Linked DNA regions of Homo sapiens: regions 1 and 3 are each linked to region 2. Evidence: chromatin loops called from intact Hi-C (ENCODE). Cell type or tissue: IMR-90. All regions are shown on one strand. Each heading gives the region's core, and the rest is flanking DNA. Links, peaks and the distances in the headings are about the cores only.

Region 1 (7,611 bases), core at 1,812-6,811, 1.0 Mb before region 2:
AGGACACAGCAAGCTGACTTAAAATAACTCCTATTCCCTCTCCATCTGCCATGGACTTTGTTTCGGCCCCTACAGCCAGAGGAAAGAGGTGGGTTTCTCTGAAGCACAATACCAATATTTTTCTAATTTGTCCTATAAAATCTTTCCCCTGAACTTAATGTTTGGCTTGATTTTATCCAGTATTTTCTTTAATCTTGTGTGATTTGGTTGTGAATCACAAAGTGTCTCCAAGAACAGCTCAGACATAGGGGCCTTAATCAGCGGACTCACTTTGGTTTAACTGGCAAAGCTGCTGAAGCAATGCTTCTCTGTGATCTCTGGGCTCTCCTTAGTCCTCCTCTAAGGGCTTCTCAACCTTTCTGTCCTCGCCACCAGCTTGTGACTTCCTGATAGATTAACTGATGTTGGTTCAGCAAGCATTGCCCTTGTGCCTGGTGTGGCTCAGTCCTGTGTTAGACTGAAGACTGATGAAGTAATCTTCAAAGGGGCCGGGGGGCTGCAGCACAAGTGGGGACAGACACCTGTTCTCAAGGTGGGGAATGGAACAACAGCACGTAGCAAGAGTGATTAAATGCTCTTGATCTTGAGAAATGCTTTTTGAGTTGTTATGATGCCCCTGGAATGTTTGTTTGTTTGATCGTTACCACTTGTTAAACATTGAAGTATAGCTACAGACTAGATTTTGTTTTCTTGCTTTTTATAATTCCTTTGTATTTGAGAGCTTTAGGAATTTTTCTTAGAATGTGGAGCCCTGAATAGATCTCCTTTTCTTTTGCCCAACAGCGGATTGGTCATCCATCTGTCCCTACCTTTTAGAATAAAGGGACAGCTAAATTGATTTCCTTCCCCCAAGGAGGAGGTCTGGAATGTGGACCTGGTCAAACCGACAGGAGAACACAAAGGAGGTTCCCTTTCAGCAGCTGCAGCAATGGCAGGGTTCCACAGAGGAGCCTCAGGCAGGCAAAATTTAGGACTCATTTCCATGAAGCCTGCATTGAAATTGGCCAGAAGCTGTTTGCTCTGTGTCTGCAAACCCAGGAGATGAGGAAGGATGCTGTAGGGTTTTCATTCTGGATGAAAATCTGCCAGTCACATGGGTCACATATGTGGGAGTGGATGAGATGGGAGGTAAAAATGATGGAGAGAAATTCACATTCATTCCTTCAACATACACTGAATGTTCACTATGTTGTAGGCTTGAGCAAGCTGCTCAGAGAGGTCACAGAGATGTGCCCTACCTCCAATAACTCAAACTCTAATAGGATGGATACGATACGTGTATCAGTAACTGTGGACAGTAGAGAAGATGCGCTTTTTATTTGTTTGTTGTTGTTGGTATTAGTATATTTTTCTAACATTCACTGATTCCTTTTTATGGGACAGGAACTATTCTAAGTGTTTCACATGTGTTAATGCTTTTAATCACTGACTAATTGAATAGCAAGCCTAGGATATTATGTGCCTTGGAAAGGCCTAGAGGCTTAAGGAAAGGATGAAGGGGAGGGGAGGTCCAGGTGGAAGATACATCTAGCAGCAGCCTGGAGTTGAAGTGAGGACAACTGTGAGTACTGGGCTGAGCAGCTGGGCTTCTCTAAGATGAAGGTAAATATCCTCATGTTACAGATGGGAAGCTGAGGCACTGAGTCCTAAGGTGACGTCTCCCAGATCACATAACTGGAAAGTGCCAGAACTAGGACCCTTAACCCCAGTCAGTTTAGGTGTACTAAGTTCACTCTGCTGCGTGGGTTCTTCAGGAAATGGGAGGCAGAGTGGTTGGAGGGTGGGAGTGACTGGGATACCTGGTCTTTGCAGCCATTTGGACCAGTACCGAGGTAATCATGTCAGAATCTGTCTAGACTTAACACTGTCCAGTAGGAATATAATGTGAGCCACAAACAGGAGCTGCCTATGTAATTTCAAATTTTCTAGGAGCCACATCTAAAAGAATACAAAAGAAACAAGTGAAATTAAATTTAAGAATATATTTTATTATCCCAGCATATCCAAAATATCAGTGTTTCAATATATAATCAATGCAGACATTATTAATGTGATATTTTACATTCTTTTCATGCTAATCTTTGAAATATGATGTGTATCCTACATGGCACATCTCAATTCAGGCAAGCCACATTGCAGGTGCTCAAGACCCACCAGTGGCTGTGGCCCCCATAAGGGACAGCACAGGTCTAGAGTGTGACCAGACATTTTGGACCCTTCTAGATAAAATGGATTATAGGACCTCCTCTTTCCTTAAAGTGGGTTAGAGCAGGCTCTATTTCCACCACCACCCGTCATTGTGCCATCCTGGAAGTCTGGGCCAACAGTTAGTGGCCAGTTAGCCTCCTCTGCCGTGGCCACCACCCCTCCCTCCCTCCCAGGCTGTAGCCTCTCCAGTGTCCAGGAGTGGAAGTGGGAGGTTGCCCAGAATTCAAGGGGCCTTGACTTGATTGCCAGGGCAGATGAGCTCCATAGTTTGGCCTGGAAACTCTGCCTATTCTAGCCATGTAGGTTCACCCCTACGCCATCTAGACTTCCGCAGACAAACTGTCATGGAGGCCAGTGGGTGGAAAGCAGTAGCCACACTAGGTGAACCTGAGCACTTAGGTCATCTAAATCAGAATGTTTTGATGCCAAAGCCATTTCTGTTGTTCTGGAAAACTCAGATGAACTCTTGAACGAGTTTAAGTTTTCCTAACCCAAGAGTCCTCGCACCTCCGCTGGAATTTAATATTGCTGTTTCCACCACCAGCTCTCCACAGCCTGGGTTCCAGGATGGCACTCGCCTTTCCCTGTGTCACTCTGGACTGTCCTTGCCCCATTCCAAACATGGATTCTGCTTCTTTGTTCTTGTGGATTCCTGGGCAGTGCACGTTTGTTAGTGGTTATAGATGGGTCCTCATGAAAGGTTATTAAATCCATGGATTGATACATGGACATGCTAATCAGTGTAAATGTTCTCACACTTTAGTCCTCTTGTATGGAACTAAGTGGACATCCCCCATGGACACATGTGAATATGTGTTAAATGCTAACTAGACAGTGCACATCAAACATCAGTTTAAATAAGGGTTTAAAAAGGTAGGAGCACTTCTAGAATCCAGCTGACTTAGTTCAAGCAATAGGCCATAGGAAGAGATTCTGTATAATTCCAAAGAATTTAGATGTGAAAGTCAAATGGAATTTTTCTTAACTATGCAATTCCGCAACTGAGGAAATAGCAGGTCCTTTCGTCCGTTCCTCAGAAACCGCAAGCTCCTTCCTGCTCCAAATTCTCATGCTCAACTCTTCTTTACCTGAAATCTTGTCCCAGGTACACCTTTTACTGGCATTTTCTCATCCTCCACTTCTTAGCTCAGATGTCACCTCAGAGAAGCATCGCTGCGCCCACCCAGAGAAGCCATACTCCTCCATCACTCTCCATCACATCCCCTGCTTTAGTTTTCTTGAATCACCACTCTTGGAAAACGTCTATTGTTTAACTTCTCCCCTGTGGTCCTTTGTGAATAGCTGGGAGTTTGCTACTACACAGAGCGGGTAGTCAGTAAATATTTGGTGAATGATCTGCAGGATGTTTGAGTGATGCTGATGGTTGGATATCTGAGTACCAGTTTCTTACAATAAATGAGAAGAGCAGGTGACACACGTTCATTCACCAAACATTTGTTGAGTCCTTGCTACGTCGGGTGCAGAAACAGAAATGTGGTTGGTTAAGCTCCCTTTTCTTTTCATCCCTCCCTATCCCCTCCTGCTTGCCTGCAAGCATTCATCAGATGTCCTTAAGTCCAGCACTATGCTATTTAATGGAGACATAGAAGCAGGTAGAAGGAGGTCTCTGCCCACAAGAAGCTCATCACACAAAGCAAGGGTTCCCTGGTGGTAAGAGGGACCAAGAAGAACTATGGGCTCACAGACAAAGTCTCTGCTTTTCCTTAGAGGAAGGGTGCCCTGAGATGCAGAAGGGCTTCCCAGAGGAGGTGGGGGAGGACTGCACTCAGCAGATACTCTACAGTCTCCCCAGGATCACTGACCTCAGGCCTGACTTCTCTGTCTCATCTCAGGACCATGCATTCTGCCGGCCACAGCCTATGGGGGTGGGGGGATGGGGAGTTGGGCCTAGCATTGTTCACGGAACTTTCGGTGGTCCCCAAATGCAGGGATCTGTTGCCAGCCTCCTGGACCCCCGCTCTCAGGCTGCTGCTGAACTGAAAGAGACTGTCCAGTAGGTGGCGCGCGGGCACCGCCGAGTACCCGGTCCCCATGCAGAGCCAGCCCCTGCCAGTGCACATTCTCAGAACAGAGCCCGGGCGACTGCAACCTAGGCCTGGTCTGAGTCCATTTCGTTTAGTTTCAAAGAAAGAATTAACAGAGGCTTAGTAAGTGTATCTGCTCAGAGGAGAGCGTTCTCTGAGAAAAAATAAACAAGACTGTGTGACCCCACGTAGCGAGCCTGTTCTTTTGGAAATACATCATTTGGTTTGAAAAAAAGAAAGAAAAAGAAAACAGAGCCTTGTGTGCTTTCTTCCTGACGGAATTGGTGAGGGCACCGTCCTCACTGCCTGGTCTGGGCACGAGTGGACAGATTGCAGCGTTGAGGGGAGGGCTTACAACTCAAGTCAGTGGGTGCCTGGGTTTCTGTTGGGTGGGAGCTACGCCCTTTCTGCAAACCTTGAGAACCCACAGCTCCTGTGACTGGGTGTGTGCTTGGACACTCAAGGGATTGATGGGGTCTGGAATCAATCCCACAGGTATTTTTTTTATTATGGACAGTGTGCTTATGAATCCCCTTTGGGTGCCAGGCGCCGCAGCACCCAGGCTACCAGGAATCACAACACTGCCCTCACCACGGGTCTCGGGCCAGGCCTTGTGCTGAGAGCCCTGGGTGCCTTGCCTGGGTCAGTTCTCATTGCCTCGTGCGTGGAGTGCTCACCACAGAGGGGTTGACTGTGTGTGAAGATTCTCTATATATAATGATTTAAAAAATTAAATTAATAAATAACTACATATTTGAAGGGCAAAAAAGATATTCCCTGATGCTTAGGCCAAGGAATGTGTCAAGCAAAAAGTAAATTCGGGTCAGTCTTCAGAAGAAAAACCAAGAAGACAGCTATAGATAATTACCCACCTCTGTGAGCCCATAGTTCTTCTGGGTCCCTCTTGCCAGCAAGGAACCCCTGCTTTGTAGGACAGTGTATTTTCTTCATAAAATTAAGCTTATTCAACTGAAAGAATGTTCTTTAATCCTGAAGCTGTGTCCTCAGGTTATTTGACAAAATGCCAGGTTGGGCTGCAGAGCCTCTGTCAGCCTCTCCAGACAGCATCCCCCTGGCCCTAGGATGCCCACCTGTATGGAACACAGCAGTGACCCCTCTGATCTGGGCTGCGACTCTGGGTCTGCTGAGTGGGGGACACTCACAGGAAATGGAGAGAGGGGAGGGGAGTCAGGCTGTGTGTTCACCCGTGTCCTCTGGGACTGGCTGCACCCCCTCTAAAGCTTCATAAGCCTACTAGTCTCCGGGCTCCGGCACCTGCTTCTCCCTCTGACCCTTCATGCAGATGGGTGGGTGCGCCCCACTGTTTCTAACTTCAGGGTGCTGCACCATTTCCTGTCATTTCCTACACCCTGCCCAGGCCTTTCCAAGAGCCTCTTTACTAAATCCTCCTTAATTTGCCAGCTCATGTATACCACGTGCTTCCTGCTGTGGCCCTGAGTGATACGAAGGTGAGAATACATGGAAGGTTTGTCTTTTATAGTCATTACTCTGCCAGGAAAGAAAGAGAGAAAGAAGAAAGGAAATATGGAAGAATGCAAAGAAAAGTGAAGGAGGGAGAGAGGAAGGAAGAAAGAGATGGAGGGAAGGAAAAAGAAAAAGGAAGAATGAGAGACCCTCTGTCCTTTATTGATTGATTCATTCATTATTTATCTATCTCCCATTGTAGTGGGAGTGGAGAATTTCCATATTCCCTTCCAATAAGCTCCCCCTTCTGCTCAAGTGATTAAGAATTGTTATCTGTTGCTGGCAACCAGAGCAGCCTGACTGATCCAACCATGAATCCCAAAGTCTGGGAACCACTGCTGGGTGTGGCTCTGACCCCTGCTCTCAAGGAGCTCACAGTCTGACACCACCTCCTGCTGCCCTGTCACCCCTCCTTTGTAAAACTTTAGTCCTCTCAGCCTCCCCTTCCCCCACAGAGGGGTCTGTCCCCATTCCTCAAGTCTTCTTGCATGGACCTTTGAGTCTGGGCTCCCCACGACATTGTAGAAATATCATGACACATCTGCTCCTCTGTGCTGCAAGTAGCATGAAGACACTGATGAGACTGTGTTTTGTTCAGCTTTGTATATCCAGGGCCTGGTGAGGTACTTGGCAAAGGAGGTGGAATGACAAATAAATGACGAGAGAAAACCCATGTGTAGGAAATCGAGCACACAATGAAACAATATGTTATCAAGCACCACGGTTGAGAGTACTGACAAGAAGGAGAATTTATGAAAGTACCTGGTGTCTCGCTGTGCACTGGGTAGCTAGGGAAGGCTGCAGGGAGCTGGTTTGCAGCCTATAACTTTGAGGCCACAGTCCAGCATGCTTGGGAGCAGCAGAAGGCCTTTCAGATAACATGGATGAGTTACTTGCTCATTTGTGTGTGACTGGAACCCTTCCTCCCTTCCTTTTTCCTCCCATCTTTCCCTCCCCCACCTGCTCCTGTCCTTCCCTCACTTGGCATTTGTCTGTTGAACACCTGTCATGTGGCAGACACCCTATTAGATGCCAAAGATCTAGTGATAAAGCAGATAGAATTGTCCCTTTATTTGGTGTTTTCATTCTCATAGAGAAGATGTGGGTTTTTAAAGTTCTAAAACAAACTGATAAATAAAAATACTACACAATTTGGATAAGCTCGCCAAAAGAAACAAAAATCTGAGAAAACAAAAAGTCGGGAGAGGTACCTGCCTTAGTTAGATGGTCAGGGAGACCCTTTCTTAAGGATGATGGTTTTTTCGTTTGTTTGTTTTTTGTTTTTGAGACAGAATTTCACTTTGTTGCCCAGGCTGGAGTGCAGTGGCACAATCTCGGCTCACTGCATTCTCCACCTCCCAGGTTCAAGCAGTTCTCCTGCCTCAGCCTCCTGAGTAGCTGGCATTACAGGCACCTGCCACTATGCTCTGATGACTTTTTGTGTTTTAGTAGAAACAGGGTTTCATCATGTTGTCCAGGCTGGTCTCAAACTCCTGAGCTCAGGCAAGCCACCTGTCTTGGCCTCCCAAAGTGCTAGGATTACAGGCGTGAGCCACCATGCCTGGCCAGGATGATGTATTAAGCTGAGTCCTGGAGGATGAGAAAAACTGTGGAGACTGGTCCAGGCTGAAGAAACAGTGTGTACAAAAACTCTGAGGCATGGGGATGGTGAATATGCTGGGTTCTGGAATCTGTTCATAGATTTAGGCCAGATTTTCAAAGAAGGGTAGGTGACCCAGGTTTTGTTGACAAATTCCTATTTGAGGCTGCATGTCGTGAAGTCGTTGCTGGTACTGCCCCGTTTCCTCCACTCTGCTCTGACCATTCCTGTATGTGTAGCATGGCTCATACCTGACAGCAGCTAGGTGAAGGC
Region 2 (7,611 bases), core at 1,600-6,599:
CCATTTTGGTCCAAGGCCCTGACCTTTTCTCAGTCATTCCTGTTTAAGACCTCAGAGCCACATTGATCTTCTCTTTCCTCTTTTATTTTCCATTCATCACCAACTCCTAGAGCTCTATTTTGGAAATATTTCTTGGATCCATCATTCCCTTCTATCATTACTTTTGACACCCCTCCCACATGTATAATAAGGTAGAACATAATTATGCATGCATACACATATGTATGTATATGTGGGCTTTCACATGTGTGTGCATATGCTCATGTGTGTATCCCTAGCCTCTGACTCTACTCTTACCCCTAAGTGAGGACATGGTTTTGCCTGATCATCTGTAACAATAGTACTTATAGTATTATATGAAGCAATGATTGCAGAGCTCTTAGTGCTGAGCCTGGCAAATATGAAAACACTTAGTATATTCTTAACACAAGAGGCGGAGCAGCGTAGTGGCTTAGAAACATAATTCAGGAGCTAGACTGCCACTTACTAGATGTATAAATTCACTCTAAGTGAATTATAACTTTTTTCCCAGGTGGAAAAATTGATTTCATGTAAGAAAAATAAAATAGTATTTACATTTAATAAATAATATTCAATAAGCACTATTACAAAGTTATAGAAATAAACTGGACTGTTTACCTTCATGAAAGAACCTAGACAAAATTTTCTAGGTTTCTCAACTTAAACTTGGAGGCAAAATTTGCTTTAAACATGTATTAAGCATTACCATTGCTATGCAAAAATTAGGTTATGGTAATTTTTACTCAAATTATATTAAAATGCCCAGAAGAAGGATTATTTGGGGACAATATAATAATAGAATTGACTTTTTTAAAAAATGTTAGCTTTAGGGGCTACATATGCATGTTTGTTACATAGGTACGTTGCATGTGGGAATTGGGCTTCTACGTGTACCCATCACCCAAATATTGAACATTATACCCAACAGGTACTTCTTCAAACTTCATCCCCCTTCTTCCCTCCCTACTTTATAAAAAAAGAAGGAAATCATGTCCTTTGCAGCAACATGGATGGAGCTGGAGGCCATTATCCTACACGAACTAACTCAGAAGGAGAAAATCAAGTATCACATGTTCTCACATGTACGTGGCAGCTGAACAATGAATTACAAAATTCTGAGCTTCAAGTACCTCTTGTGAAGTGGAGCTAATGACATAACTTAGCTCAAAGGGTTTTTATGATGATTAAATGGGTTCACATGGGCAATGCTCTCAGCACAATGCCTAGTACTCAGTAGTGCCACAGAAGTATCAACTCTTTCTAATACAGTGCCTAGTAATTATTCAGCCTATCTATGTCTGCATATTGCTCCATTCACCAATGCTCAACCACACATACACATGCACATATACCCCTGGACTGCCCTACATTCACTCCTCTGCTTATCAAAACTGCCCATTCTTTAAGGCCCTGTCTACACCTGACCTCCTTCACAGCTTGCAGCGATCAAAAGCTGGAGCTCTAGAAGCAGTCAGATATGAGTCAAGTTTGGGTTCCACCTACAAGATCTTTGACCTTAGGCCAATCTTAACCCAATGTTTCCCAAACTTGGTTTAAGATTGGTTAGGTTACTGCATGTTAGAATCCCTTGGGAAGCTTTTAAAAATGTTGATGCCGTGGTCACACTGCTCCTAATTAAATCAAAATATTTGAGGGCGGGAGCCAGGCATCTGTATTTTATTAAAGATCCAGGTGATTCCAAAATGCAGCCAAGTCTTGGAACCCTAGACGTTACTGACCTCTCTAAGCCTACAGATCCTCCCCTTTAAAGTGGAGAGGAAGCAGAAGCAGCCACACAGAATTGACATAAGCGTAAAGTGAAATAATGCATGGAAAGTACCCTGCCTAATACCCTGGAAGGCACCAGCACATGCCCATTCCTAGCCTCACTACTTTCACCCAACCCAACTGCCTTCAGTTTTCATTGCCTGCACCCATTCTGCACAATATGTATGCTTAGTTGCTATAATACAACTGGACTGTAATCCCTGGAGGGCAGAGACTGTGTCTCCATCTTCTTTGCAAGCCCCTTCAGTACCTGACATAGCACCAGTATCCACACTCAATAAATACCTATGCAATGGGAGGAAGGGGAGCACAAAGACGTGATTCTGAAACACCCTCCTTTGACCCACTTAGTGCAATGATGGATGAAGTGTAAGTCCAAACTTGATACTTTCCTACCCCATAAATCAGTGGTCCCTTCGCCATCCTCAACAAATACCCTTCAAGTTCTTGCTCTCTGTTTGCTTCAAGCACCTTCTCTTTGCTATGGGGATGAGGGGGCTCAGTTACTTGGCTCCTGAAAGGATGGAGGCCCTATGTTCGCTGCCACCCCAGCAGCCGCCTGGAGAACCCAGGAACCTGTGAGTTTCACAGAGACACAATAAAGATGTCTCAGGTTCTGCGCTGGTATAGAAGCATGTGGCTTTTGGTCCTGCTATGCATTCCACATGCTCTGTCCTGGGACCTGGGAGATACACACTCCTTTCCTTCATTCCACCACCTCGCTAGGCATCTCCCACATGCCAGGCACTCTGCTGGACACTAGCCACAGGTCTGTCTTCAGAAGGGTTTCCACAGGGAAGTTGGGAATCAACAAATTACTTAATCACAATAGTGATTTTAAAGAAAAGTACTGGGTGGTGCAAAAGAGTAAAACAGCAGCCCATCCTGCACTAGGCACTGTGGCTGGCCTCCCTAAGGCAAGCAAGTGGAGTAGCCTGGGGAAGCGCAGGTGGTGGCCCAGCTGGAAGATGCCCTGTGGTCCCATTCTTTAGAAAAATGCTAGTTGGAGAATCACAGTAATTAAGAGACAATAAAAGCTTTTGACAGTCCAGCAAGAAAGCAACCCATTTGTCTCTATTTAACACAGCATGTGCTTCTTTTAGAAGTACATCTATTAGTAATTCACCAGACAATAATATTTCCTGGGGAAAAAAGTTTTAGAAAAGGTGTTTAATTGCTAAAATGTCATTTTCAGTGAAAACAGGATTCACAGCCACCTCAGAAGTCTCTAGAATATTCCAGATGTTTCACTTAAAATAATTTCCTAAAAGGTCCTCAAATGTGGCAAGACTGGAATTCTGATTTTATATCAAAGATTACATTTTTAAAATACATTGGCTTGGTGTTACATATCTAGAACATAATAATTAAAGGTTTCTTCAAGCTAGATGTTGATTTAGCTTAATCAATTACAAAAAAAGAAAAAACCCTGAATAATTGTGTGCTATTTCTGATTGTATTAGTCATTCTATGTTGCAGATCATATCATTAAAACTCTCTTTTAAAATAGTTGTTACCAGGAAATATTCAACTGTATTTACTGTATCTGAATAATTCATAACTGTTCACTTTCAGAATAATGAAGTCATCACCTGGCTTTCTAAAAAGTCCAGTGTTTACGCATGGCTCTGGAGAAATCGTCGGATCTTTTAAAGTGAACAGTGGAGCCTTAAAACAATAAAATAAAAAACCCGTTTAAGACCTTAAATCATTAACATGTGTCGACTTAAACTTACACATACATTTGTGTTGTTTAACTAAATATTTGAAAACCAGCCTCTCTCTCAGTTATCTGCCAGGACCCCACTCCAGGTTCCATGCATCTCTTCCTGACGCGTGGCAGCTTCCCATGCTTTTCAAGAGGCTTGCTTGGCAAGAGCTGATACTCAAATATTTTGATAAAGCTATTTTTTCCCTTAAATTATATGTCAGCATGGAGTTGGTGTGTATTTTCTGTTAATGATTTGGAATTTTTAAAGCCATATTTCAAAAACAGACAGGCTCTTCTGAGTTAGGCTCCGCCATCCATCCTGGTTTCCTGTCTTCATTCCATCCTGAGTGCAAGAGGATGGCAGTTTTCAGTTTGCACCAGAACACAGAACCAATGAAATCCCCATATCCCAGGTTGCAGCAAATCTGGAATGTGAATTGGTCCTGTGGGAATAGCTGGACTTGGCCCAGCACAACTCTGGACACAGAAGGTCACCCTGAGATCAGAAGGTGAAGATAAACGCTTAAACCCCCCGTCAGCAGCAGCAACTCCTCCGACAGTGATGCTGGAGGCTGAAGGACCTGTTAAAACAAGGACTACTAATCTTATTTTTCCAATTACCCTTATCTGACATTTCTATCTCTTCCTCCTTCCCACCTCCCCACTGCTGCCTTAGAGTGACACCTTTTGGAAAAGGTTGAAACTGAAAATCCCCAGACTGCTTTCAGCCTGGACCTGACCATCCCTAAGACTGTGTTTGTGATTTGTTTTCTCCTCATTGAAGTTTAAGCATCAAGGAGCTTTGCTTACATTGGTTGCCTCTGATCCTTCTCCTGCAAACAAATGCCCACATTAAGAACATTTGTTTGGGCTCCAACTCTTTGATTTTGACAACGTTTCACATTCTCCCTTTCCTCTTCTCTTCTCAGGCCTATTAACAAAACTTCACACCATAATAAAAGAAGGATAGAGAGGAAATGTGCAAAAATACATACATCTGACTTAACAGAGTCTGTTAAATGAGAAAGTGTCAGAGTACAAATGAATGACACTTTCTCCAAAATGCCCTTGAGCACTCTTCATTCCAGATGGGATTGGGCTCAGTGGAAGTTCCTCAAGAAAAAGGCTGTGGGGGTGTGCTTCTGGGTATGTGGTGTAGGGGTATATCTCGAGCAGCTGGGAGGCTTTATTACACGTGTGTCACAGTTCTGCAGTGTGGCAAAGAGATGGCCTTCTCTCTAACAGCCTGGGACATTCTTGAGAAGCAGTATAGGGATAGTAAAGGATGTGGACTCTGAAGTCAGAAAGCCTAGGTCCCCATCAGGCCCCAGCTACATGCTGACGGTGTGATTTTAGGAAAGGAGCTTGACCTCTATGTACGTCAGCTTCCTCTTCTACAAAATGTAAATAATAACTGCACCTTCCGGAGACCTTGTGAGGAATACGGGCAGTACAACAGCAACATGCTTGGCACACAGTAAGCATGCAACCACCCGAGATTGTCATCAACAGTGGTATTAGCTTAAACACTAGTACTTCATTTTCAGCCTATAAGAGGATGCATAAGCAAGACAAAGGGTTGGATTTCCATTTTTTTTTTACATTTTCCAAAAGATGCATCACATTTTTCATCTTCAGTGGAAAGGTGAAAATTTTCACCAAGAAACCCGCTTTGTAACAAACCAAATTAATCATACACAAAATATGCATTGTTCATATTTTAATCTTACTTAGGCTAAATTCCAAACATAAAGATGAAGGAACTGGAGAAGAAAATAGAGAAGCATCGCACAGTAGATCTTCCTGCAATGCTGGCAACGTTGTAACTTTTTCTGCCCAATATGTATGCCACTAACTACATGCGGCACTTCCAATGTGTCTGGTGCAAACCAGGAAATGAATTCTTAACTTAATTTAACATTAATTAAAATTTAAATGTAAATAGTCACAGGTCTATTGGCTACTGCATTAGAAAGAACAATATGAGAACATACCATTTTCACAACTTTGTTGTCCAATGGTGATGTTCAGAAATTATTTCGGTCTTTGTGGAACATTTACCTTTTTTGGTCACGGGAAACAAACATTTCAATTCTTTTAAATTCAGTATAACTAATGAATTACTATTTGATCTGATGATTCTACTTTCTGGATTTATTCTAAGGATATATAATAAGGGATTTTCCCAGACGAATTTACTCTAAGGATATAATAAGCATATTCATCACAATGTTATTTATAAAAATCAGAATAAAAGTTTGTATGTGTATGGATATATTTACATACATATACACAATACATACATACACAAACATATATGTATACAATCTTCAAAAAAATTAGTTACAAAAATTATGGAATACGTGTGTGAGTGTGTGTGTGTGAGAGAGAGAGTGTGTGTGTGATTTAAAAGTGTTACAAAGAAATTAAATAATAAATTATGGGCACCCAATTGTTGAGATGTTCGTCAGATATTAAACACTAAGCAAAAAGATTTAACGTAAAGGAAAGATGCTCATGAAATCTTAAGTGAGGAAAGCAGGTGGTAAATGGTAGATACAATACAATCTCAACTATGTGTTGGGATTTTTTTGCATATTCGTAGGAGAAAAGACTAGAGGGAAATGTATCAAAATATTCATGATGGGTTTGTTTCTAGGTTTAGGGATTTCACATACTCTATTATATATTTCTTTGTACTTATTGATAAAAATATGTATTACAAATGTTTACAAAAAGAGTAATTAAACCAATTTCAACTAAGAAAGATCTGCCTAGGAAATATTTCTGATCCCATGGAAAAAGCAGTTGCAGGTAAACATAGCCTCTAAAGGACAGGTATGAAGCAGTCCTCCAGAAAAAGATGGGGCCCTCTGGCGGCAGTTACAATGGCAGCTAACTTTAGCCAAAATGACCTTAAGATGGGCTACTCTTTAAGGCAGGGGTACTTTGGTTCTGAGAGTCCCTTAGATTATACTGGTTATAATCCGGTGGGGAGAGCCCAATTGTTGGTGACTCTAGAGCTGTCAACAGTAATTCCTGCCGCCTCCACCCTGCCCCACAATGCACTTTACTCATTTCACTTTGTTCTCTAATAAAGTTCCTATGGGTTTTGGAAGTCCAATATGTTCATTTTCTTTCTTATTTTGTTTGGTGCTTTGTTTAGTATTGTCCGATTTTGTTATTATAATTTTGTTTCTTCAGCACTCAAAATAAGCTGTGAGGCCCTAGAAAATCAAAACCATTTGTCCAGGCTACTTGGCCACCTCCATTAGCAGAGTCTGTTCATTCCCATTCAACAAATCAGGGTGGTGTTCTCAAACAAACCCACTTTCTTATAATGCAAGGATCAGTGCTGGGACAATTCCAAGGAAGGAGAAGAAAATGGGTTTCCTTTACTTTGAGTTCCCCTACTGACTTGGCTCTGGAAGAGACACCTATTGATGATGACAAATTTCTATCAGCTCAAATCAAGCCTGACTCCAAGCCTGATACCTCAGGATCCTTGCATCACAAGATCTACCTTGAACAATAGGGAGTGGCTTCCCTATATGTCACCTTGCTCTTTTAAGCACACAGAGTCCAAAGCACCCTTGCATCCTCCACCTGGCACAGCCTCTTCTCAAACACACAGTAGATAGTCAACAGATGTGGGAGGGAGGTTGGAAGGGAGAAAAGAAGAAAAGGAGCCATACTGTAGAAAGGTAATCATTACTGGTGATTTAGATAATATCCTATTTGATTCTCACATATTCCCAAAGAAGCAGACCATTTAAATGATGGATAACTTAAGCTCAGAAAGGGTAAAGGATTTTCAAGTGGTTTACTTTTTACCAGGATGTAAGACTGATTGTTGAATACAAATATAATGGAAGAAGTGTTAGAGGGGACTCTACTGAGAGGCTCTGGGAGGAAACCCAGGACCACAAGACCCTCAAGAGCAAGAAAATCCCTGGCTCATTTTCTATCACATAGTCAGCACCAACAAATGCGTGGATGAACATAAATTAGTGATGGATCTTGGGTCTCTTTTGTTTCACTGGAGTAGAATAGTCATTATCTGTTTTGATCCCAGCACTGTTCCAAAATGC
Region 3 (7,611 bases), core at 1,812-6,811, 730 kb before region 2:
ATTTTTGTAAAACCCCTCACATGTGAACAAAGTCCACTGCTCAGCACATCCTGCGCTTTTCCAGCATCTCTTAGATAGTGAATTTGGTACCTCTTGATCATTGAAATTCAGGAATCAACTTAAAAGGTAACTTTCTGGTGCTAAAGCACATCTCTCTCCTTCTAATGCCGAATTCACTTCATTATCCAAGCCCTTTGGTCTCTGACTTACAGTAAATAATTATCCACAGCTGTTGCAAGTTGGTTTATCCTCCAATAAAGGTCAGGATGACTGACTAGACATCAGAGGAAAAACTTCTAAAATTTGGTGTTTAGACTAACTTACATCTATGTTTATCTCTTTTGTGTTTGTTGTAACTAAATAGGCGAGTGCGGTTTGTGGTTAAAGCATGACCAGGCAACCTGGATGTCATGGTTTTCTCTCTAGTTCTTTAATTTTGATGCATGTGGAATTCTCTCCTCCTTTGATGCCTCAATTTCCCCAGCTGTCACACATAGATCAGCATTCAAGGGTTCCTCTCATAGACTTCCTCGGGGGTGATGGGGAGAGTAATGGGGATCTGCTTGTCCATACTCTAAAAAACCAAATTCTAGAAACCAATTCTCTTTATAAGACCCAGGGAAGGCCAATCCACCTCCATTGCTTGACAGACTTCACCTAAAGCTGAAATAGTCACAAACTAAAGTTTGCTGGACCATGCAATGAAGCTGCAAGTACTCCCCAGGGGAGTTTACCTTCAACACCAGGAGGCCAAAGAAACAAAAAGGCCCCATGTCCCAGCAGGAAATGGGACACACTGGTGCATTTCCATTCACCAGGAAAACTAGAAGGAGAGGGAAACTTCTGCCACGCACATTTCCAGATGGGATTTGTGGGCTTGGCTCATGGTGGGGCCCACACAAGCTCTCCAGCTGTGTCCTGGGATCTCTAGGAAGAGGCCTAACAGCAGGATGAGGCAGGAGACGTACTTCCAGGGATAAAAATTTATTAGGATAAAACCTAATGCAAACACAATTTTCTCTGGAAACACCAACAAGAGGAGCAAAAGAATAAGCAAAGATGATTCCAAAGAAAATGAAAGCGATTGCGATTAATGGTTGGGGAGGAAGGGAGGAAACTACAGGCCAAGAACAAAGAACAAGAAACCTCTGAAGCTTGCTACAAAGGGAGCTCTTGACCCCCTAGTTGAAGTCATTATTATTTCATGCCTACTAGGGCTGCCAAACGGGCCTCTCTGAACTTGAGCTCTGCTTTTTTGAATAATACACTCCCATCATCATGTTGATTAGAGTACAGGCTAGGAGCATGGTATAAGGTAGAACCTTTTGGGATCAGACAGACCTGGAGCTGTATGAGTTATTTAACCTCACTGTGCCACAATTTCCTTGTCTGTACAATGGGGATATGATACTACCTGCCTTAAATGCAATCATGCTTGTGAGGTACCTAACACACTTATCCCTCAATAAACGATATTATTACTTCTCTTAGCACTATACTTCTTTCACACCACTTCCCTGCTTAAAACCCTTTCATGACTCCTCATAGCCCATGGCATGCATAAAGGGTGAGCAATTTTTTTACAGTCAATGGCTCCACCTTGCTTTCTGGACCAGAGCTGTCCAATAGAACTCTCCACAACAATGGAAATGTTTTCTATCTGTGCTTTCCACTCTGGCAGCTATCAAGTCCAGGTAGCTATAAAAAGCAGATAATATAATTGACGAACAGATATTTCAATTGTATTGAATTTTAATTCATTGAAATTTAAATAGCCACGTGTGGTAAGGGGCTATTATATTGGACAGCACAAGTCTTAGACTTTTATATCTGCTTCAGAAAGCCTCCACTCTAGCCAAATGGAGTTTTTCACTTCTTGTTTTTTTGCCTCTGAGTCTTCATGCCTGCAGAGTGCTGCATATGGCTGAGTGGTTTGTGCACTGGAAAAAAAAGAAAAAAGAAAAAAAGAGTGGTGAGGGTGGCCCAGAGAGCCAGAAAGTGGAAGCTGAAATTAAGCCAGCTCTTGCAGGAAGGACAAGGCATTTTTTTTCTAATTCACCCACCCAGAAGGGAACCTTGCTCTAAGGTGCCTTTAGGTTGGCAGTGTGCCACTGCACCACTCCTCCTTCTTATCCCCTCTCTGGATGAAGCCAGCTTGCCTTTTGGGACTAGCCCAAACTCCTGCTTGCTTACAAAGCTTCTCCTTCCTCTGACCTTCCAGAACTTTCTTTCCTCTGTGAGACGTGGCAGAGGCCAGTAGTTAAGAGTTCAGTATGTGAAGCCACGTGCCTAGCTGGAATCCCAGCTCTCTCACTTACTTGGTGTGTAACCTTGGACACCTTTCATCTCTCTAAGCCTCAGTGCTCTCAACTATAAAATGGGAATGACAACAATAGTGTTTCTCTCATAGAAAGGAACTAAAGAGTTCTAATAAGTACATGAAAATATGGTTAGGTTCATAGCATGGTGTCTGGCACAAAGTGAGCATGGATTGCATGTTTATATACTCATTCTTTCTTTCAATAAATATTTACTGAGCATCTACCATATGCCAGATGCTTTGTCAAGCTCTGGAGATCCAATAGTGACTAAACATGGATAAGATCCCTCTCTATCTGGAGGTGTATCTTAAATGATGACTCAAACTGCAGAGCTGCAGCTGGGACAAGGCCAAAGGGAAGATCCTTAGTGCTATGAGAGCCTGTTGTAGGTTTTATCTGACACAAGGAGTTCAAAGAAGGCTTTGCTGAGGATGGCATGTTTGAAGTGAGAAAGGAAGGAAGATAAATAGGTGTTGAGTAATTGAAGAGAAGAGAAAAGGGTGTTTCAGACAGAGGGAACAGCATATGAAAAGGCCTTTGCTTGGTGGGGCTGGAAATTTCCCAAAAGGAAAGCAACAGAAAGAATTGGACGGGGCATGGCATAAGACCAGGGTATAGCGGTTGGAGGAACGCCCCAGGCAGAATCTTGTAGGCATGCAAGAAAGAGCAGAGGAATGACATGGTCTGCGTTGCTTCTCCACAAAATCTCTCTAGTTTCAGTGTGAAGAATCAATCTGACAGTAGACAGGGTGGAAGCAGATCTGGAAGTCACTGCAGCTCTCCAGGCAAAAGATGATGGTGGAGGAAAAAAAATAAGTCTGGATTTGAAAGTAATATGTTCCTCTCATCCAAGAATTAATGACATGCTAGCTTTTGATGGCTAACACAGTTTTGTATTTCTATTTATTCAAGTATCTTATCACCATCTGAAATGCCCTGCCCTGGTGCCCCAATTAGAGAATAAGATCACTGTAGGCAAGGGTTGTTTTCATGTTTCTTTGTAAAACTTGCATAAACAAAGCAGACCATGCTGTTCCTCTTCTCTTTCTTCCGTGCCTACACCCTGCTTATAGTAACTGCAAAAGGAATAATTGCTAACCCATTTTCTAAATTTCATGAACCAGTGAGAAGGACAATAGTATGAATGGATGAAGACATGACAGATTGTGAAGTACATAATAATGGAAACCTCTTTTTCTCTTTGTTGCCAGGGAAACCAGCGCAAAAACTAATAAGGGGAAAGAAAAAGACTCACAGCATCACTAGAAAAGGAGGAAAACTTCTTTTCCAGGTGGGCAAATCTTACCTGAGGGAGGTGAGCAAAGCAAGCATAACAGTACTCACCTCCCAGGGGTGTGTATACATACAATGAAAGACAGGATCTAACACTAATCTTCATGCATGTATTCTACATGCAAAAGTTGCTATTATTGTTGATAGAAACAACACAAAATAACTAACTGAGCTTTCTTCCTTATTCTCTTCTCAACTTCAGACTTTCACCTTAGCTTTTTGTTTTCAGGAGAGAGCAACAAAAATTCCAACATAAGGTAACCAGAAGGAAATTGCTCTGTCAAACAACAAGAGTGAAATCTGGTCCAGCATCCTGGTCTTCTCCAGGAATGTCCAGGAGCTCAACTATGTCATCAAGAATAAGATTGTTTTCTGCTCTCTGTTTTACACAGGACTAGGCTCAAATCCAAAATGATTCCCCTCAAGGTCATAAGGTAAATGGGGCAGCCCAGGCAGGATCTTGGCATGGAAGGGAAAAGCCCTAGAGCAGAAATAGGGTGACATCCCTTGTCTTTCCCCAGAGAAAAAAAAATGAAAAACTTCTTCCCATGCCATGGACTTAAAACTCATCCCCTTTAATCTGATTGGGCCAACAGAGGTCACATTGCATCTTCCCAGACCAATCATAGTCTCCATGAAAAAATGCCATGTTCTGATTAGCTTAGACTAAGAGTTACCACTGGGATTGAGGATACAGAGGTTTCCTGAACAAAATTGGGTGCATTCAGAAGTAGAAAAGGTAATCAAGTATGCCCTTATAGTAGTGAGCTACTTTCTAGAAAAATGAGATGCCTTATAACTGACCCAAGTTCCACTTCCTTCATCCATCCATTCACTCACTCACTCAGGGAATATTTATTGGGTGCTGACTCTGTGCCAGGGACCAGGCGAGCTTATTCAGGCACCTCAAGAATTTTTCAAATACCTCTGCACATATTTTTCATTCACTGGCCACATATGGAGGCAAGTAGCCATATAAATAGACAGATGTATTCATGTGGCACATTTTCAAAAATCCATGCTCCTAACACTCAGTTCTCACATTCAGATCTTCATAAATCTGGATTCCACTGGGACCAGGTCACGATATCATTTTGGGCCACTGTCAAGGAGGATTTACGATGGTTGTTTGCATGACCCAACCATATGCTGTGGCTGGGGAAATACTCTGGTTAGCCTGCTTTGACGTATGTATTGATGACAAAGAAAGTTACACCACACCACAGGAAAAAAACAACATGAAAACACTCCCAAATCTGTCCGTAAGCTCCCTGTAGAAATAATGACCTTCCTGGTAAAATCAAGAGATGATTAAAAGTAATTAATGGATACTTCTCAAAAAAGACATAACAATCAGAGGATCTGGAAGCCAGCTGTTGTAACATTTCTTGAGAACAAGGTGCATTTTATTGGCTTCATGAAATGCATGCCTTCGGCCCCACAGCAGAAGGCCAGGAAACGCAGATCTGACCCAGGGATAATGCCAGTTTTCTGTTCTTATATCCTTTCAGCACAGAGCTCAAGTCTTAGAAAACAAGGGGCAATTTTCTGAACTGACTTGATGTTTTCTTGTGTGTGACCTGACAAATGTGAGTGCCTTACTTGATGATCTGAGGGAACAGGCCCCTTATCTTCACAGACAGAGCAATCACTCAATTCTAGAAGGAAGCCAGGGAAAGAAGGAAGACAACAATCCATTGAGCCTTGGTTTCCTCATCTGTAAAGTAGAATACTACTATCTATACTGCACAGGTAGATATGAAGATTAAATAAAATACTGAACATACAGAATATTAGCAAGGGCAGGGAGTGGGGAGAGGGGTTGATCACAAAGCAGCAGCTTGAGGGAAGTTTTTTGAGTGATGAAACTATTCTCTATTGTGGTAATGGGGGTGGTTATATAGCTGCATGCATTGTCAGAGATCATAGATGTCTACATTGAAAAGAGTGAATTTTAATTTATACAAGTGAAAAAGTAAATAAGATGCCCTAACACGTACTTTTAAATTAATAAATCCCTAATGGAAAGCTAAGTGTTCATAATTTAAAAAAAATTACAGTGCCTAGCTTCAAAGATGTAATAGTTTTGGGGGACAGATGTATAAAACGTCAGCTTTCTCACCATTTCCATGAAAGGTCTCTTCATATACACTCAGCTCTCTTGACTGCAGACTTGTCTTGCTCCTGCTCCCAGGCTGTACAGATTTGCCTTGTCCCCTCCTCACATGCTGTTCCCATTGCCTGGCACAATTGTCTCTGCTATCCCCTTCATTTGGTTAGTCCTGACTTGCTTCTTATATCTCAGTTTAGCCACTTCCTCTTGGAAGCCTTCCTGGAGACCTCCTCCCCAGGCTCAGGTTCCTGCCTCTTTTCTGTGCTCCTCAGCACCTCCCACCTGGGACTCTGCTTACCTGCCTGGCATCTCCATAGATTGTGAGGTGGTGAGGGTGAGGAGCTCAAGTCTTGTTTGCTGTTGTATCCCAGCATCCAGGACAGTGCAGGGGCCATATGAGGGAGTAGAGAAATGCCTATTAGGTGGATGGATGTGTGGGCAGGTGAATGAAGGCTGGAGAGGTTATAAGTGAGGAACAGATAAGGCCCGCTTTGAGATCTCAACTTAATCAGGATTCTTTACCTTGACAAGGAACAGGAGCCGACTTGAACAAGCTTAAGCAAAATAGAAGATTTACTGACAGGATATTGAAAGAGTTCTGGAACTCATCATCAATGTGTTACATAAGAACCTGGAACCATAAACTAGATCGCCACTGGAAACCCAAGTGAATTGTGAATTGTTTTCTCCATCTCTAATTTTCATTTTTTTCCCCTGGAGATCACCTTCATCATTCTCTCTGTCCCAATTTTGTTCTGTCTTTCCCACGTGTACATTTTGGAAAAAGATCACCCAACAAATAGTTGTCTTCTCTTCCGTGAAGGAAAATAGCTCAGACTAACTGGCTGTTTGTAAACTCCAGTGCCCTAATCCTGGAAGGCAGAATTTGATTGCTTCACTTTGGGTTGGGTCTCTGCCTGCCCATCAATCAACTCTGGTCAGGGTACGGGGTCCCACAGCACACACATGGCTGCCACAGTTAACCCACGTCTTAGAGAAGTAGTGTTGTTTTGGGGTTGAGCAGACACTCTAATTAGTGATCACTGCTTTCACACACAAACTCATTAAGGTAATCCCCCTCAGGGTCATCTGGGGGTGCGCATGCCCTTGAATGTGGGCAAGACCTGTAATTTTTTTTTCTTTTTTGAGATGGAGTCTTGCTCTATTGCCCAGGCTGGAGTGCAGTGGCACAATCTCAGTTCACTGCAACCTCTGCCTCCCTGGTTCAAGCAATTCCCCTGCCTCAGCCTCCCAAGTAGCTGGGATTACAGGTGCGTGCCACCACACCCGGATATTTTTTTTTTTGTATTTTTAGTATAGATGGGGTTTTACCATGTTGGCCAGACTGGTCTCGAACTCCTGACCTCAGGCAATCTGCCCGCCTTGGCCTCCCAAAGTGCTGGGATTACAGGCATGAGCCACCGTGCCCAGCTCTGTGATTTTCTTTTAATCAAAAGAGCATGAAAAAGGGGACAAAATGTATGTGATTACATGTGTATGATTATATAATATAAGATTGTAGCACCAGTCTTGCTGGGGTCTCTCCCCAACTTGCTTGCTTTGATGTGCCATGTGATCATGTTGGAAGACCCATGTCAAGGAACTGAGGGTGGCCTCTGGTCAACAGCCATAAAAAATGGAAGTTCTCAGTTCTACAGCTTCAAGAAACTAAATTCTCTCAACAACCTCAATTAGTTAGAAAACAGATTCTTCCCCAGTCAAGACTCAGATGAGACCGTAGCCCCGGTCAACTCCTTGAATGCAGTTTTATGAGACTCTAGGCAGAGGACCCAGCTAAGTAGTTTCTGGACTTCTGACTTACAGAAATTGTGAGAAAATAAATGTGTGCTGCTTTGAGTGGCTAAGTTTGTGGTAATACTGTTA

The links. A loop is a pair of places that touch in the nucleus more often than their neighbours do. Peaks named below come from ENCODE experiments on the same cell type or tissue, not always from the same donor. Only the 100,000 strongest peaks of a DNase experiment are listed, where the experiment ranks them.
Region 1: a loop joins it to region 2, with 5 times the contacts of the local background. A loop is called at or near these places in 12 of 110 quality-filtered maps.
Region 3: it touches region 2 in a loop (3-fold over the local background); 2 of 110 quality-filtered maps call a loop at or near these places.

What each region holds. Positions count from the first base shown.
Region 1 is chr3:54,849,776-54,857,386 of GRCh38, forward strand. All of the region lies in intron 17 of CACNA2D3 (calcium voltage-gated channel auxiliary subunit alpha2delta 3), which reads left to right. Among named protein-coding and RNA genes, the nearest start is that of CACNA2D3-AS1, 48 kb to the right of the region's middle. In IMR-90, for the core only: a CTCF peak has its summit at 4,232 (motif pointing right); a DNase peak (open chromatin) is centred at 4,306; H3K27ac peaks cover 779 bases; H3K27me3 peaks cover 31 bases.
Region 2 is chr3:55,893,610-55,901,220 of GRCh38, forward strand. All of the region lies in intron 13 of ERC2 (ELKS/RAB6-interacting/CAST family member 2), which reads right to left. Among named protein-coding and RNA genes, the nearest start is that of MIR3938, 45 kb to the left of the region's middle. In IMR-90, for the core only: CTCF peaks have their summits at 4,203 and 6,426 (motif pointing left); no DNase peak of the experiment used is centred there.
Region 3 is chr3:55,165,178-55,172,788 of GRCh38, forward strand. All of the region lies in intron 2 of LOC124906243 (a long non-coding RNA gene), which reads right to left. Among named protein-coding and RNA genes, the nearest start is that of LINC02017, 9.2 kb to the right of the region's middle. In IMR-90, for the core only: no CTCF peak of the experiment used is centred there; DNase peaks (open chromatin) are centred at 2,604 and 4,714; H3K27ac peaks cover 3,503 bases.